2 separate regions of the Homo sapiens genome follow, and region 2 is linked to region 1. A link is a contact called in ENCODE Hi-C or POLR2A ChIA-PET data. All regions are on one chromosome and are shown on one strand. Each heading gives the region's core, a stretch centred on a gene start or an enhancer-like site at or near the end of the contact. The rest is flanking DNA. Distances are from core to core; before and after follow the strand shown.

The links. A loop is a pair of places that touch in the nucleus more often than their neighbours do. ChIA-PET counts read pairs that join two places held with the same protein, here RNA polymerase II (POLR2A). Pooled maps may share reads with other maps.
Region 2: a map of B cell shows a loop between it and region 1 (5-fold over the local background). The contact joins the promoter of ANKLE1 here to the promoter of SIN3B in region 1. A Hi-C loop is called at or near these places in 2 of 168 maps with a recorded cell type or tissue (B cell and ovary), 4 of 37 single-sample maps with no recorded cell type and 6 of 50 pooled maps. POLR2A ChIA-PET finds 5 or more read pairs at or near these places in 1 of 52 experiments (H1).

Annotation. Positions count from the first base shown.
Region 1 is chr19:16,826,734-16,834,358 of GRCh38, forward strand. SIN3B (SIN3 transcription regulator family member B) reads left to right here and starts at 2,665. Exons shown (of 19, transcript NM_001297595.2): 1 at 2,665-2,807; 2 at 3,058-3,164; 3 at 4,761-4,914. The coding sequence starts at 2,688. RefSeq lists enhancers at 2,391-2,892, 7,528-7,617 and a silencer at 2,633-2,812.
Region 2 is chr19:17,280,636-17,288,576 of GRCh38, forward strand. ANKLE1 (ankyrin repeat and LEM domain containing 1) reads left to right here and starts at 1,266. Exons shown (of 9, transcript NM_152363.6): 1 at 1,266-1,347; 2 at 1,422-1,574; 3 at 2,021-2,126; 4 at 2,229-2,367; 5 at 2,590-3,327; 6 at 3,454-3,631; 7 at 4,796-4,955; 8 at 5,046-5,184; 9 at 5,745-7,011. The coding sequence starts at 1,286. The coding sequence ends at 5,917. RefSeq lists silencers at 1,128-1,177, 1,188-1,277.

The DNA.
Region 1 (7,625 bases), core at 1,415-3,914:
TTTCACCATCTTGTCCAGGCTGGTCTTGAACTCCTGGCCTCATGTGATCCACCCACCTCTGCCTCCCAAAGTGCTGGGATTACAGCCATGAGCCACTTGCCCCGTGAATGTTGTTGTCATTTGAAGCTTCTAAGTCTTGAGCTGCTTTTTATTTTCTTTTACAGAAAGCCCAGACCTTACAATGTTTTTATTTTTTCTCTCCATTTTTCTTTCTTTTTAATGTTTTTGTACAGATGGGATCTTGCTATGTTGCCTGGGCTGGTCTCAAACTCCTGGCCTCAATGCATGCCCCCACCTTGGCCTCCCAAAGTGCTGGGATTGTCAAGGGCTCATTTGTTACACAGTCATAGCAACAGAAATTTAGGAACTGTTACATGTATACCTTCTCTTTAAAGTATTTGTTACATGTGAAACTTTACATTTGTGTGATTACTAGATTCCTGTCTATCCTGAGAGACTAAAAGCTCTTAACGGCCAAATTTGCGTTCCTTTTTACCATTCTATTCCTGACACTTAGCAAGGTGCCTGGTAAATGATGCACTCGATGCCAATTTACTCTCAACTTTCCTGCACCTCTTCACTTATAAAAAGAGAAAGCACTTGGTCATTAATTGAACGTTCACTTATTTGATGAATGCTGACTGAGAGACTGTGTCAGGGATTTGTATTAGAGACGGACACAAAACAAATATGAAATACAAGGGACTGAGGGGAGACATAGAAGGGGACTGGGAACACTTCCTGAGGGAAAGGGATATTTGGGCTGCGTTTAGAAGGATGTATAGGTGTTTTCTGAATAACAAAGAGGCATGACAGTACTTCTGGCAAAGGAAATGGTGAGTGCCAATGCTTGGGACCAGGAAGCAGCCAGGTTGGTCAGGCAATTGTGTGAAGTTCTGCACAGAGGCAGGCAGTTTGCTTGGAAAATCCTGCAGGAAAAGGTTCCTAAGGACCAATTCTGACAGCCTGCAATGTAGGTGCTTAGATTTCATCTCATTAGAAATAGGAAGACCTTGGAGGTTTGGAAGGAGTGGTGGAAAAAGTGGAGTTTTTTGTTTTTCTGTTTTTTTTTTTTTAAGAGATGAGATGCTCTTTAAAAAAAAAAAAAAAAAAAAGCACTGCTATGCTTCCCAGGCTGGGGTGTGCAGTGGCAAGATCATGGCTCACTGCAGCCTTGAACTCTTGGGCATGAGCAATCCTGCCTCAGCCTCCCGAGTAGCTGGGACTAAACGTGTGCACCACCACGCCCAGCTAATTTTTTCATTTTATTTTATTATTTAATTAATTAATTAATTAATTTTTTGAGACAGAGTTTTTGCTCTTGTTGCCCAGGCTGGAGTGCAATGGCGTGATCTTGGCTCACTGCAACCTCCGCCTCCCGGGTTCAAGCAATTCTCTTGCCTCAGCCTCCCGAGTAGCTGGGATTACAGGCATGCGCCACAAAGCCCGGCTAATTTTGTATTTTTAGTAGAGACGGGGTTTCTCCATGTTGGTCAGGCTAATCTCCAACTCCAGACCTCAGGTGATCTGCCCGCCTCGGCGTCCCAAAGTGCTGGGATTACAGGCGTGAGCCACGGCGCCCAGCCAATTTTTTCATTTTCTTTTTCTTTTTTTCAAGGCCCGGCTAATTTTTTGTATTTTTAGTAGAGACGGGGTTGCACCGTGTTAGCCAGGATGGTCTCTATCTCCTGACCTCGTGATCCGTCCGCCTCGGCCTCCCAAAGTGCTGGGATTACAGGCGTGAGCCACCATCCCCAGCCTAGAGTTCTTGATAGTATCAGGGCTGAGAAAGTACCAGAGTTAGAGCCAGGTGGGGTGGCACTAAAAGTACAAAAAATTAGCAGGGCGCAGTGGCGGGCGCCTGTAGTCCCAGCTACTCAGGAGGCTGAGGCAGGAGAATGGTGTGAACTCGGGAGGCGGAGCTTGCAGTGAGCGGAAATCGCGCCACTGCACTCCAGCCTGGGCGACAGAGCGAGACTCTGTCTCAAAAAAAAAAAAAAAAAAAAAAAAAAAAAAAGAAAGTACCAGAGTTAGGAGGCTCCTAAACTGGTCCAGATGGGAAGTGACGGGGCCAAGGATAGGGAAGTGAAGATGGGAGGAGTAGGACTAACTTAAAGGCCATTTAGCAAAAATTCACCACGCAAGGCCCTATATTAGGGCGCTGGGGGCTCATACCTCATCGTCCCGTCAACTCTATAAAGCAGGGGCCAACAAACTTTTTCCATAAAAGGCCAGATCGTAAATACTTCAGGGTCTGCAGATCTGTAGGATCTTTAGCAACTACCTACTCTGTTGTAAGGCGAAAGCAGGCAGAGAAGCCAGGTAAACGCGTGGGCGTGTCTGTGTGCTAATAAAACTTTATTCAGGGACCCTCAAATGTGAATTTCACAAACTTTTCACAGGTCATAGACTATTCTTCTTTGGATTTTTCCCCCGGCTATGTAAACATGTAAAAATAATTCTGAGCTTGCGGGGCCGGACAAAGTAGGCGGCGGGTCTTGGCTCGCCTACCCCTGCTATATAAATCATTAATTATGATACCAATCTTAAGGAGAAGGTCTTCAGAAGAGTCCCTCAAAGAGCACCGCCCCTCAACGTCATCAAACCCCGCCTCCAAAGGCGGAGGCTGCGCATGCGCGGCAGGACCTCGGGCGGGGGCGGGGCGGGGCGCAGCTCCGACTTCGGACATGGCGCACGCTGGCGGTGGCAGCGGTGGCAGCGGTGCCGGCGGCCCCGCGGGCCGGGGGCTGAGCGGCGCCCGCTGGGGTCGCTCGGGCTCCGCAGGCCACGAGAAGCTGCCGGTGCACGTGAGTGGCGTCCCCGCCCTCCCTCGGGGAACCCATCTTCTGGACCCCGCGGGCGGGCGCCCCTCACCCAGGCCCCGCCCGGCCCCAGCCCCACCTCGGCCTCCCCTCTGCACTGCCCCGGACCCCTCACCCCTCACCTCTCACCTCGGCCCTCCGAAAGCCCAGCCCATCCCCTTCCCCTCAGGGACCCCGGCCCCTCGTCCCCTCGTTCCGCGGCCAGGGCCCACCGGGACCCTCCCCCTCTCTGCAGGTAGAAGACGCCCTCACCTATCTGGACCAGGTGAAGATCCGCTTTGGCAGCGACCCTGCCACCTACAACGGCTTCCTGGAGATCATGAAGGAGTTCAAAAGCCAGAGGTACCAGCGGGGCCCCTCTCCACCTCAGGGGACCCCCCTGGGCCGGAATCGGGCCTAGCGGGGTGAGACCTCCCCTCTCCAGCCTGCCCCCTTAGCCGGGTGACCTTGCGCAGGTTGTCCAATCTCTCAGAGCCCTAGCTCCTTCTCGTAACAAAAATGGAAATGGGTAGTACCCACCTTGTGGAGCTTTGTGGGGATTCCTGGAAGCAGGACAGGGATCTGGGGGGAGGCAGGGAGGGCGAGGCCGTGCACACTCATAGAGTCAAATCCTGCCTTGATTTAATATGTTGATTTTTATATTAGTTTTGTTCATGAAAGATTTGGTGGGACCCATTTTGATTTTTATTTTCAAGCGCTGTAAAATGTTATTGTCTTGATGATTGAAATTTTTGGCACCCTCTTCCCCTTTAATCTTGTCCTCAAGATGCTTCTCTGGGCTCACTGTGGTCCCAGGCCTGCTTGGAAGTAAGACGCATAAAATGCTTAGTAAGGGAGCTGGCACACAGAAAACGTTTAAAACACATGAGATGATTTTGCAGGCCCAGAATCAAGGAAGATTACAGATAGATGGGAAACCCTGGGATCATGCCCTTGTTTTTATAGGAGACTCACTGAGGTTTGGAGTGGGTAAGGGACCCACCTAAGTGGCAGAGGTGTCACTAGAACTCAGACCCTCTGACTCAGATTCTTGGAAGTCACATGCTTACCATACTGCTGCCCCCTCTTAGGAAACATGGTGGGGCTGGCCTGGTTTCCTTCCGGGAGCCCAGTGCTAAGGGCTGGGCTGCAATGCAGCCAGAAGGGAGACCCCATCTCTCCCCTCCTATTTTTCTTACACCTTTCCCATTCTTGGCAGTACCATTGGTATTTATGCATTGCAATTGTTTGCTCAGATGGAAACCTGTGTCATAGTCATCTCTATCTGATACAAAATGAGGGAAGTTTTCACATTGCTTAGAGGACTTTGGCCTCCTGCCATTTCTTGGAGTCCAGGCCTTGCGGTTGGCTCTCCTGACATTTTCAGAACCGAGTACCCATTCTTGGAGTGTTTTAGGGGAGCTGAGCGATGTCAGTATTCTCTGGTTCTCACCAGGAGGGAACAGGGAGCTCAGGCCTAGCCAGTCAGGAGATAGGTCATGGTGTACAGATGCTATCACATGGGGGCACTTTTTTTTTTTTTTTTGAGATGGATTCTCGTGCTGTCGCCCAGGCTGGAGTGCAGTGGTGTGATCTGGGCTCACTGCAGCCTCCGCCTCCCGGGTGCAAGTGATTCTTGTGCCTCTGCCTCCTGAGTAGCTGGGACTGCAGGCACGCACCACCACTCCAAGTTCGTTTTTGTATTTTTAGTACAGACAGGGTTTCACCATGTTGACCAGTCTGGTCTCGAACTCTTGACCTCAGGTGATCTGCCTGCCTCGGCCTCCTAAAGTGCTGGGATTACAGGCATGAGCCACTGCGCCTGGTGGGTCACATTTTAGGTTCCTTTGTTGTCTGTTGAGAAGGTTTTTATGTGGCAGTATCAAGGGAGTGGGGAATAGATTATATTTTTCATTTATTTCCCAAGACCCTTTTGCCCACTTCCGTTGTTTCTTCTAGCATCGATACTCCTGGAGTCATCAGACGTGTCTCGCAGCTCTTCCACGAGCACCCTGACCTCATTGTTGGATTCAACGCTTTTCTTCCCCTCGGATATAGAATAGACATTCCCAAGAATGGCAAGTTAAACATACAGTCGCCTCTGACAAGCCAGGTATGCCACTACAGTGGTTCGGGTGATCTCAGCCTTCACCGAGTATGTCTTGCTACTCAGGTTGGGCCACGTGTCTCTCCTGTATCATTGCTAGAAAGCCACTTAAGATCTGTTCTTTTTCTAGACGTGCTCATTGCTTCTAGCACAAATCAAAATAGATATGGAAACACCTACACAAGCAGCCTCTGCCTCCCAAATTGATCTGTTTGGAAGATTTAAATCAAGAGTGGATGTCAGGGAGGTATCCTCCTAACGCAGAATTTTGTGTGAAGTCTAAATAACCACCTCAGCAGTTGCTGAGGTCTTGGCTTGAGGCTTTCCCAGCGAGCATACCAGGCAGGCTTGCCCTTGTATTTAAGCATGTCCTCGTCTGCCTCTGATCACTCTCAGTACCACCTACAAAATAAAGTGGTCGAGATGGTGTGTGAGTAGCCACGTTTATGTTGGCTGTGTTTCATTTAATTGTTGATAGGATCATTAGCTCAGCTGGGACTCCTGGCTTTGCTTTGGTCCCTTTTTTCTTGGGTGATAGGTGCTGGCCCTCTTTTTTTTTTTTTTTTTTTTTTTGGAGACGGAGTCTGGCTCTGTCACCCAGGCTGGAGTGCAGTGGCGCAATCTCAGCTCAGTGCAACCTCCGCCTCCCAGGTTCAAGCAATTCTCCTGCCTCAGCCTCCCGAGTAGCTGGGATTACAGGTGTGCACCACCATGCTTAGCTAATTTTTGTATTTTTAGTAGAGATGGGGTTTCTTCATGTTGGCCAGGCTGTTCTTGAGCTCCTGACCTCAAGTGATCTGCCTGCTTCAGCTTCCCAAAGTGCTAGGATTACAGGCGTGAGCCACCGTGCCCAGCCTCCTTTTTTTTTTTTTTTTTTAAGACAGGTTCTCACTCTGTTGCCCAGGCTGGAGTGCAGTGGTGCCATCATATCTCACTGCAGCCTCAACCTCCTGGGCTCAAGTGATCCTCCCGTCTCAGCCTCCTAAGTAGCTAGGACTACAGGCGTGCACCACCACGGCCAGCTAATTTATTTATTTTTTTTGTAGCGACAGGGTCTCACTATGTTGCCCAGGGTTGGTCTCGATCTCCTGGCCTCAAGCGATGTGCCCACCTTGGCCTCCCACAGTGCTGGGATTACAGGAGTGAGCCACTGTGCCTGGCTCACTGCCCCTTCTATCTCTGCAGTCTCTTCATGCTTGAGCTTACTAGCGCCTCTGAGAAAAAGAAAGCCTACTTAAGATTTCCTTTTATAAGATGACCATTGTCATTTTTTCCACCTCAACACTATTTCCCATTTAAGGCATAATTCTTTGCTGTTGGGGGCTTCCCAGTGCATTGTGGGGTGTTTAGCAGGATCTGTAGCGTGTACCTACCAGACCTTCACTCAGTTCTGACAGCCAGAAATGTCTCCAGACATTGCCAGGTGTCTCCCTGGGGGGCAAAAGTGCCCCTGTTGAGAACCACCGGTGTAAGTGGACCAGCTCTCCCAACCTCCTCCAGTCCTTGCCTCGAGAGTTTTAGCAGGGAGTGTCAGAATCTACTGCTGGAAGCACTTGGTAGGTCTTCTTTGATGGAAGAGATGATAGAGCGTCCAATCAATTAGGGATCTGACACTCCGCAGTCAGTTGGAAAGAGAACAGCGAAGGGTAATGTGGCAGTGCTTTTGTATTAATTCCATGTGCAAGGTGTGTGTCAATTCTGCTGCTTCTCGGCCAGGCGCAGTGGCTCACGCCTGTAATCCCAGCACTTTGGGGGGCCGAGATGGGTAGATTACAAGGTCAGGAGTTCAAGACCAGCCTGGCCATCATGGTGAAACCCTGTCTCTACTAAAAGTACAAAAATCAGCCAGGCGCAGTGGAGCATGCCTGTAATCCCAGCTACTTGGGAGGCTGAGGCATGAGAATTGCTTGAACCTGGGAGGCGGAGGTTGCAGTGAGCAGAGATTGTGCCACTGCACTGTAGCCTGGGTGACAGAGCAAGACTCCGTCTCAAAAAAAAAAAAAATTCTGCTGCTTCTCTGTGCAAGACCCTCTCTGCCATCAGCCTGTTGTCTCCTGAAAGCCAAGGAGCGAGTCTCAGGGTTTTTTTTTTGCCTTTTTTGAGAAGGAGTCTCGCTCTGTCACCCAGGCTGGAGTTCAGTGGCGCAATCTCGGCTCCCTGCAACCTCCACCTCCTGGGTTCAAGAGATTCTCCTGCCTCAGCGTGCTGAGTAGCTGGGATTACAGGCACGCTTCATCATGCCCGGCTAATTTTTTTGTATTTTTAGTGGAGATGGGGGTTTCGCCATGTTGGTCAGGCTGGTCTCGAACTCCTGACCCCGTGATTCGCCCACCTCTGCCTCCCAAAGTGCTGGGATTACAGGTGTGAGCCACCGCACCCAGCTGAATCTCAGCTTTAAAGGGGAACTTGGAAGCGTGTGGCCACTGAACTCTGAAGAGCCTTCCATTTCCTGTTTGCAAATGAAGCCCCAGGATCCAGATGTACTGCTTGTGTCTTAGACCATGAAAGCCTTAGCAAGACTGATCTCCAGAACAGTCACGACTGCGGGAGAAAGCCAAGCTCATTTGCAATAGCAGCGTCCACCAGAGCACTTTGCAGAGCCTGAATGCTGTGGAAACTCTGGGTCTCGTTCCTGTCACTCACTCAGAAAGAGCCAGAGTGAAAAGATGTGAACTGTGCGTCCTGCATGTGGAAATTGCCTTTCAGCAGAGTCCCTG
Region 2 (7,941 bases), core at 16-2,515, 450 kb after region 1:
GATCACACCACTGCACTCCAGCCTGGGCAACAAGAGCAAAACTCCGTCTCAAAAATAAATAAATAAATAAAACAAAGACAAGGTCTCCGCCTGTAATCCTAGCACTTTGGGAGGCCGAGGCGGGCGGATCACCTGAGATCAGGAGCTCAAGACCAGCCTGGACAACATGGTGAAACCCCATCTCTACTAAAAATACAAAAATTAGCCGAGAGTGGTGGCACATGCCTGTAATCCCAGCTACTTGGGAGGCCGAGGCAGAATAGCTTGAACCTGGGAGGCAAATGTTGCAGTGAGCCCAGATTGCGCCACTGCACTCCAGCCTGGGCGACAGGGTAAGATCCGGCTCAAAAAAAAAAAAAAAAAAAAAAAAAAAAATAGGGCCTCACTCCGTTGCCCAGGCTGGTCTCAAACTCCTGCACTCACTAAAAGAAAAGAAAAGCAACAACAAACTAGTAGGCTCAAACGATCTTCTCTCCTCAGCCTCCCAAAGCACTGTGCTTAAAGGCGTGAGCTGGGCCCTCGGCCTGGGGGTTGGAAATTGAAGCCTCTATTTTATGTATTTATTTATTTTCTGAGACAGAGTTTTGCTCTGTTGCCCAGGCTGGAGTGCAGTGGTGTGATCATGGCTCACTGCATCCTCGAACTTCCGGGCTCAAGAGATTCTACCAACTCAGCCTCCCAAGTAGCTGGGACCACAGGTGCAAGCCACCCACGCCCGGCTAGTTTTTTGTATTTTTTTGTAGGGACTGGGTTTATCCAAGTTGCCCAGGCTGGTCTCGAACCCCAGAGCTCAAGCAACCCTCCTGCCTGGGCCTCCCGAAGTGCTGGGATTACAGGTGTGAGCCACCGTGCCCGGCCTAAGCCTCTCATAAGGCCGTGCTCCCTGCCAGAGGCCACCCTTGAAGAAGATTCCCTGAGACTTAATGACCTGGGGCACCCCGGACTTTCTTAATCGTAGCTCCACCCACTCGAGCCGGGTGCCTTCGCGTTTCCCGTTTTTAAATGAGATAGTGGCACACCCGGTGGCATCCTCCCACCCGGGCTCTTATCGGCGGTCCCAGACCCTGCTTGAGCGCCTCCGGGTGTCAAGGGCCCCTGAGGACACTAAAGCTCTCGAACCCCGATGTGGACCCCCGTGCGGCGCGGGGCAGCCTGGCTGGGAACCCTGCTCGGCCCTGGAGAGGGGCCCCCCGAGCCGAGGGGAGGAGCGGCGCATGCCCACAAGCCCCCCGCGGGAAGTAGGAAATCGACCGACCAGGCGGTGCGCTTCGGACCCAGCCAGGGCATGTGCTCGGAGGCCCGCCTGGCTCGCAGGTTGCGGGATGCGCTGCGGGAGGAGGAGCCGTGGTGAGGGCGGGGCCGGGGGCGGGCCAGGAGTGGGGGTCTTTGGCCGGGGTCCACTCTGACCGCGGTGTTTGCAGGGCAGTAGAGGAGCTGCTGCGCTGCGGCGCGGACCCTAATTTGGTGCTAGAGGACGGCGCAGCGGCTGTGCACTTGGCGGCCGGAGCCCGGCACCCGCGCGGCCTGCGTTGCCTCGGGGCCCTACTGCGCCAAGGCGGGGACCCCAACGCTCGGTAAGATAGAGCCTGGGTCCGGGGCGGGGTCTCCCCAAGCCGAAGTCTGGGAATCCGGGAAGGGGCGCCCCATCATCCCGGGCCAGGCCTCGGGGCTCGAGGGTGGGGTTTAGGGGATCTTGGGGAGGGAACTTGGGGGTCCAAGGGCAGGGGCTAGGGCTCGAGGGAGGCGCTGGGGTCCCAGACCGAGGGCGTGGAATGGGGCTGCGCTAGGACCAAAGTGGGGATCAAGGGTTCGGATATTGGAGTGGAGGCACCAGGGTCAGACGGCAGAGGTTTGGGTCCTGGCCTGAGGTCATAGCATCTAGGTTCCAAGGGCAGTGTACCAGGGTGGACGGCGGAGATCCGGGAGGCCGAGAACGAAGGCTCCAGGTCCCCAGAGCGGAGATCGGGGTTCCTGCCGGGAGGCTGAGTCCGCAATGACCCCTCTTGCGCTGCCGCCCCAGATCTGTCGAGGCACTGACGCCGCTGCATGTGGCCGCCGCGTGGGGCTGCCGCCGCGGCCTGGAGCTGCTGCTGAGCCAAGGAGCGGACCCGGCGCTGCGCGACCAGGTTGGGAGGCACTGCGCGGGCAAAGAAAGGCTGGGTGAGCCCAGAGGGAGGGAAGGAAGGTAAGAGGGCCTCGGGCGCCCCCTGCTGACCGCGCCCCTGTAGGACGGACTCCGGCCGCTGGACCTGGCCCTGCAGCAGGGACACCTGGAGTGCGCGCGAGTCCTGCAGGATCTCGACACGCGGACCAGGACCCGGACCCGGATCGGGGCAGAGACTCAGGAGCCCGAGCCTGCACCTGGCAGTGAGTAGGGCCTGCAGGGCTGCTGGGGCTTGACTTCTGGACCAGTCCCTGACATCCAGGGTCTTCCCCACCCCACCCATTGGTTCTGACCGTCTCACATCCACTATTTGTGGCCAGCTCTTTCGGCCTCAGACACTCTGATCTCCTTTTTCTGTTTGATCCTATTCTCATCGCTGTCTCATCCCTCCTCCTCTCCTCTCTGGCCCCCACTCTCACCTGCAGCCCCAGGCCTCTCTGGACCTACCGATGAGACGCTGGACTCCATAGCACTCCAAAAGCAGCCATGCAGAGGTGACAACAGGGACATTGGCTTGGAGGCTGACCCAGGACCCCCCAGCCTCCCTGTTCCCCTTGAAACTGTGGACAAACATGGGAGCTCGGCGTCCCCTCCAGGGCACTGGGATTACAGCTCAGACGCCTCTTTCGTCACAGCGGTTGAGGTCTCTGGAGCTGAGGACCCAGCCTCGGACACTCCCCCCTGGGCTGGGTCATTGCCACCGACCAGGCAGGGACTTCTGCATGTTGTCCATGCCAACCAGAGGGTACCTAGGTCTCAGGGCACGGAGGCAGAACTGAATGCCCGTCTGCAGGCCCTGACTCTGACCCCACCAAATGCTGCTGGCTTCCAGTCCTCCCCTTCCTCCATGCCTCTCCTGGACAGGAGTCCAGCTCATAGCCCCCCACGGACACCAACCCCTGGAGCTTCTGACTGCCACTGCCTGTGGGAGCACCAGACATCCATTGATAGTGACATGGCCACGCTCTGGCTGACAGAGGATGAGGCAAGCTCTACAGGTGGCAGGGAACCTGTCGGCCCTTGCCGGCACCTGCCAGTCTCCACTGTGTCTGACTTGGAGTTGCTGAAGGGACTCCGAGCACTTGGTGAGAATCCTCACCCCATCACACCCTTCACCAGGCAGTTGTACCACCAGCAGCTGGAAGAAGCCCAGATTGCTCCTGGTTAGTCTTCCCAGGGCACATGGAGTCCAGGGAGCCTCCAGGAATCTCCCGGAGAACCCCAGCTCTCAGCCCCACTTTCCTCCCCATCTCAGAATCATCCCTTCCTCCATCTCCCTTGACTTCCAGGCCCAGAGTTTTCAGGGCACAGCCTAGAACTGGCTGCAGCCCTGCGGACGGGCTGTATTCCAGATGTCCAGGCAGATGAAGACGCGCTGGCCCAGCAGTTTGAGCAGCCAGATCCTGCCAGGAGGTGGCGGGAGGGGGTCGTGAAGTCTAGCTTCACCTATCTGCTGCTGGACCCCAGGTACTCAGGGCAGGAAAGCCCCAGAAATAGAAACTAGAAAATTTGGGGATTGGTTTTTATTTGCTGTGTGCCCTTAAGAAAGGGACTGGCCCTAGAATCATCAGCTGCTTCTTCTTCTTTTTTTTTATTTTTTTAAGACGGAGTTTCACTCTTGTTGCCAAGGCAGGAGTACAATGGTGCCGTCTCGGCTCACTGCAACCTCCACCTCCCAGGTTCAAACAATCCTCTTGTCTCAGCCTCTCAAGTAGCTGGGATTACAAGCACCTGCCACCACGCCCGACTAATTTTTGTATTTTTAGTAGAGACGAGGTTTCACCATGTTGGCCAGGCTGGTCTCGAACTCCTGACCTCAGGTAATCCACCCACCCTGGCCTCCCAAAATGCTGGGACTACAGGTGTGAGCCACCGCACCGGCCTCTTTTTTTTTTTTTTTTTTTGAGGCGGAGTCTCACTGTTTCGCCCAGGCTGGAATGTAGTAGCGCAATCTTGGCTCACTGCAACCTCCGCCTCCTGGGTTCAAGTGATTCTTGTGCCTCAGCCTCCCAAGTAGTTGGGATTACAGGCATGTGCCACCATGCCTGGCTAATTTTTTTTGTAATTTTAGTAGATATGGAGTTTCACCATGTTGGCCAGGCTGGTCTTGAGCTCCCAGCCTCAAGTGATCCTCCTGCCTTGGCCTCCCAAAGTGTTGGCATTACAGGCATGAGCCCCGGCTGGCCATGGTGGCTCACGCCTGTAATACCAGCACTTTGGGAGGCTGAGGTGGGCGGATCACCTGAGGTCAGCAGTTAGAGACCAGCGTGTTCAACGTGGAGAAACCCCATTTCTACTAAAAATACAAAATTAGCCAGGTGTGTTGGTGCATGCCTGTAATCCCAGCTATTCAGGAGGCTGAGGCAGGAGAATCACTTGAACCCAGGAGGTGGAGATTGCAGTGAACTGAGATTGTGCCATTGCACTCCAGCCTGGGGAACAAGAGTGAAACTCTGTCTCAAAAAAAAAAAAAAAGAAAGCTGCTGAATGTCTTTGGGGAGCCGCTGACTCTCTCTGATCCTGTAATCAGGAGTCACTAGACATGGGTTCAAGATATGTTGTGACTTTAAGGACTGCCTCTGGGGACCACTGTATCCACTTTTCCCTGTCTGAGCTATCCCCTTCATCCAGGGAGACTCAGGACCTGCCAGCCCGAGCCTTCTCACTGACCCCAGCTGAGCGCCTTCAGACTTTCATCCGTGCCATCTTCTACGTGGGCAAAGGGACGAGGGCCCGGCCATATGTCCACCTCTGGGAGGCCCTTGGTCACCATGGGCGGTCAAGAAAACAGGTGTGAGGACAGGGATCAGGGTTCAGCGAGGGCAGTCGGGCCATGGGCAGGGGAGGGTATTGGGGGTGCTGACTCCTGATTCTGCCCTAGCCCCACCAGGCCTGCCCCAAGGTGCGTCAGATCTTGGACATCTGGGCCAGTGGTTGCGGTGTTGTGTCCCTACATTGCTTCCAGCACGTGGTCGCTGTGGAGGCTTATACACGGGAGGCGTGTATTGTGGAAGCCCTAGGTGGGTGCCTGGTACCTAGAATGGGGGTCATATGAAAGGCATTTGGCTTCCCAGTTCCCTCATTTTTTTCCTTCTGAGGGGTGTTCATTTGTTGACTGAGCAATTATTGAGCACCAACTTTGAACCTGCACATGCATGTATTTTGCTCCATTGGTTTATCCCCACTCAAGGGCAATACACATTGGGTTTGCTGTCACATACTTTTTTGTGTGTGTGTGAGACTCTGTCGCCCAGGCTGGAGTGTGGTGGCGTGATCCCGACTCACTGCAGCCTCTGCCTCCCAGGTTCAAGTGATTCTTGTGCCTCAGCCTCCCCAGTAGCTGAGATTACAGGCACATATCACCATACTGTGCCAAGCTAATTTTTGTATTTTTTAGTAAAGACAGGGTTTCACCATGTTGGCCAGGCTGGTCTCGAACTCCTGGCTTCATGTGATCTACCCAAAGTGTTGGGATTACAGGCGTGAGCCACCATACCCAGCCGCCTGCTGTCACACACTTCTGCTGGATGGGGAGGTGTCCCCATGGCTGCCCCTGTGACCCCACATCCAATTTCTCCAGGGATCCAGACGCTCACCAACCAGAAGCAAGGGCACTGCTATGGAGTGGTGGCAGGCTGGCCACCTGCTCGTCGCCGGCGCTTGGGGGTGCACCTGCTGCACCGTGCCCTCCTTGTCTTCCTGGCTGAAGGCGAGCGACAGCTTCATCCCCAGGACATCCAGGCCCGGGGCTGAGTGCTGGGGAGTTGGCCATCCAGCCTGGGGAGAAATGTTTGAATGTTCCAGCTGCCCCATGCTGACAGCAGCCCCCATCTCTGGTTTCAGAAGGGGTGTGTGTGTGTGTGTGTGTGTGTGTGTGTGTGTGTGTGTGTGTTTGTGTGTGTGTGTGTGTGTGTAGGGAGCACCCAGGCAGATCTCCCCCAGGCTGAGAGAGGACTTTGTTACAGATGGTACTGCTGGAGAGGTAGTAAGTAGTGAGCTCCCCATCGTGGGAGGAGGACAAGAAGGGAAGCAGAAGGTGCTTTGGAACAGTCCGGTGCTTCTGTAAGAGGCGTTTGAACCTGGGCAACTCCACCTGGAATAGGAGCTGGGTAAAATGAGGCTGAAACCTACTGGGCTGCATTCCCAGATGGTTAAAGCATTCTAAGTCACGGGATCAGGTAGGAGGTCAGCACAAGATAACGGGTCATAAAGAACCTGCTGATAAAACAGGTTGCAGTAAAGAAGCCGGCCAAAACCCACCAATACCAAGATGGCGACAAGAGTGACCTCTGGTCGTCCTCATTGCTACACTCCCACCAGCGCCATGACAGTTTACAAATGCCATGGCTGGCCAGGCGCGGTGGCTCACGCCTGTAATCCTAGCATTTTGGGAGGCCAAGGAGGGCAGATCACCTAAGGTCAGGAGTTCAAGACCAGCGTGGCCAACGTGGCGAAACCCTATCTCTACTAAAAATACCAAAATTAGCTGGGCATGGTGGCGCGTGCCTGTAATCCCAGCTACTAGGGGGGCTGAGGCAGGAGGATCGCTTGAACCCAGGAGGTGGAGGTTGCAGTGAGCTGAGATTGTACCATTGCACTCCAGCCTGGGCAACAGAGCGAGAGTCTGTCTCAAACAAACAAACAAAAAAACAAATGCCACATCAACATCAGGACGTTAACCTTTAGACCCTATATGGTCTAAAAAGGGGAGGCATGAATAATCCACCCCTTGTTTAGCATATCATCAAGAAATAACCATAAAAATGGGCAACCAGCAGCCCTGCCCTGTCTATGGAGTAGCCATTCTTTTATTCCTTTAGTTTCTTAATAAATTTGCTTTCACTGTACTCTATGAACTCGCCCTGGATTCTTTCTAGCGTGAGATTGGAGAACCCTCTCTTGGGGTCTGGATCGGGCCTTTCTGGTAACACTTTGGCAGCTTGGTGCTGTCAAAATGGATGGAGCCTGCCAGGCGCGGTGGCTCACGCCTGTAATCCCAGCACTTTGGGAGGCTGAGGCAGGTGGATCACAAGGTCAGGAGATTGAGACCGTCCTGGCTAACATGGTGAAACCCCGTCTCTACTAAAAATACAAAAAATTAGACAGGCATGGTTGCAGGCGGCTATAATCCCAGCTACTCGGGAAGCTGAGGCAGGAGAATGGCATGAACCTGGGAGGTGGAGCTTGCAGTGAGCCGAGATTGTGCCACTGCACTCCAGCCTGGGCAACAGAGCGAGACTCTGTCTCAAAAAATAAATAAAATAAAATGGATAGAGGCTGCTTTTACCGCCCAGACATGGGACACCCACATGGCGGGTTGGACTGGGGGATCCTCAGCTGCACTCAGGATATCTACCCAGCTCAAGAGCCAAGTTCACTGCTACCCAGCCGTGAGACCTCTGATCAGTATTTTATCTGCCTGAGCATCAGTTTCCTTGGTTGTACAGTGGAGGCAGTAAAGAGGTCCTACTCCAGGGGATCATTGTAAGGTCATGTTGGGGCTGGGTGTCACGCTTGTAATCCCAGCACTTTGGGAGGCTGAGGCGGGAGCATAGCATGAGCCCAGGAGTTTGAGACCAGCCTGGGCAACATAGCAAGACTCTATCTCTACGAAAAGTAAAAACATTAGGCGGATCTGGTGGGTGGGCCTGTGGTCCTAGCTGCTTGGGAGCCTGAGGTGGGAAGATTGCTTGAGCCTGGGAGTTGGAGGCTTCAAGGAGCTACCATCACAGCACTGCACTCCAGCCTGGGCGATATCAAGATCCTGTCTCTTAAAA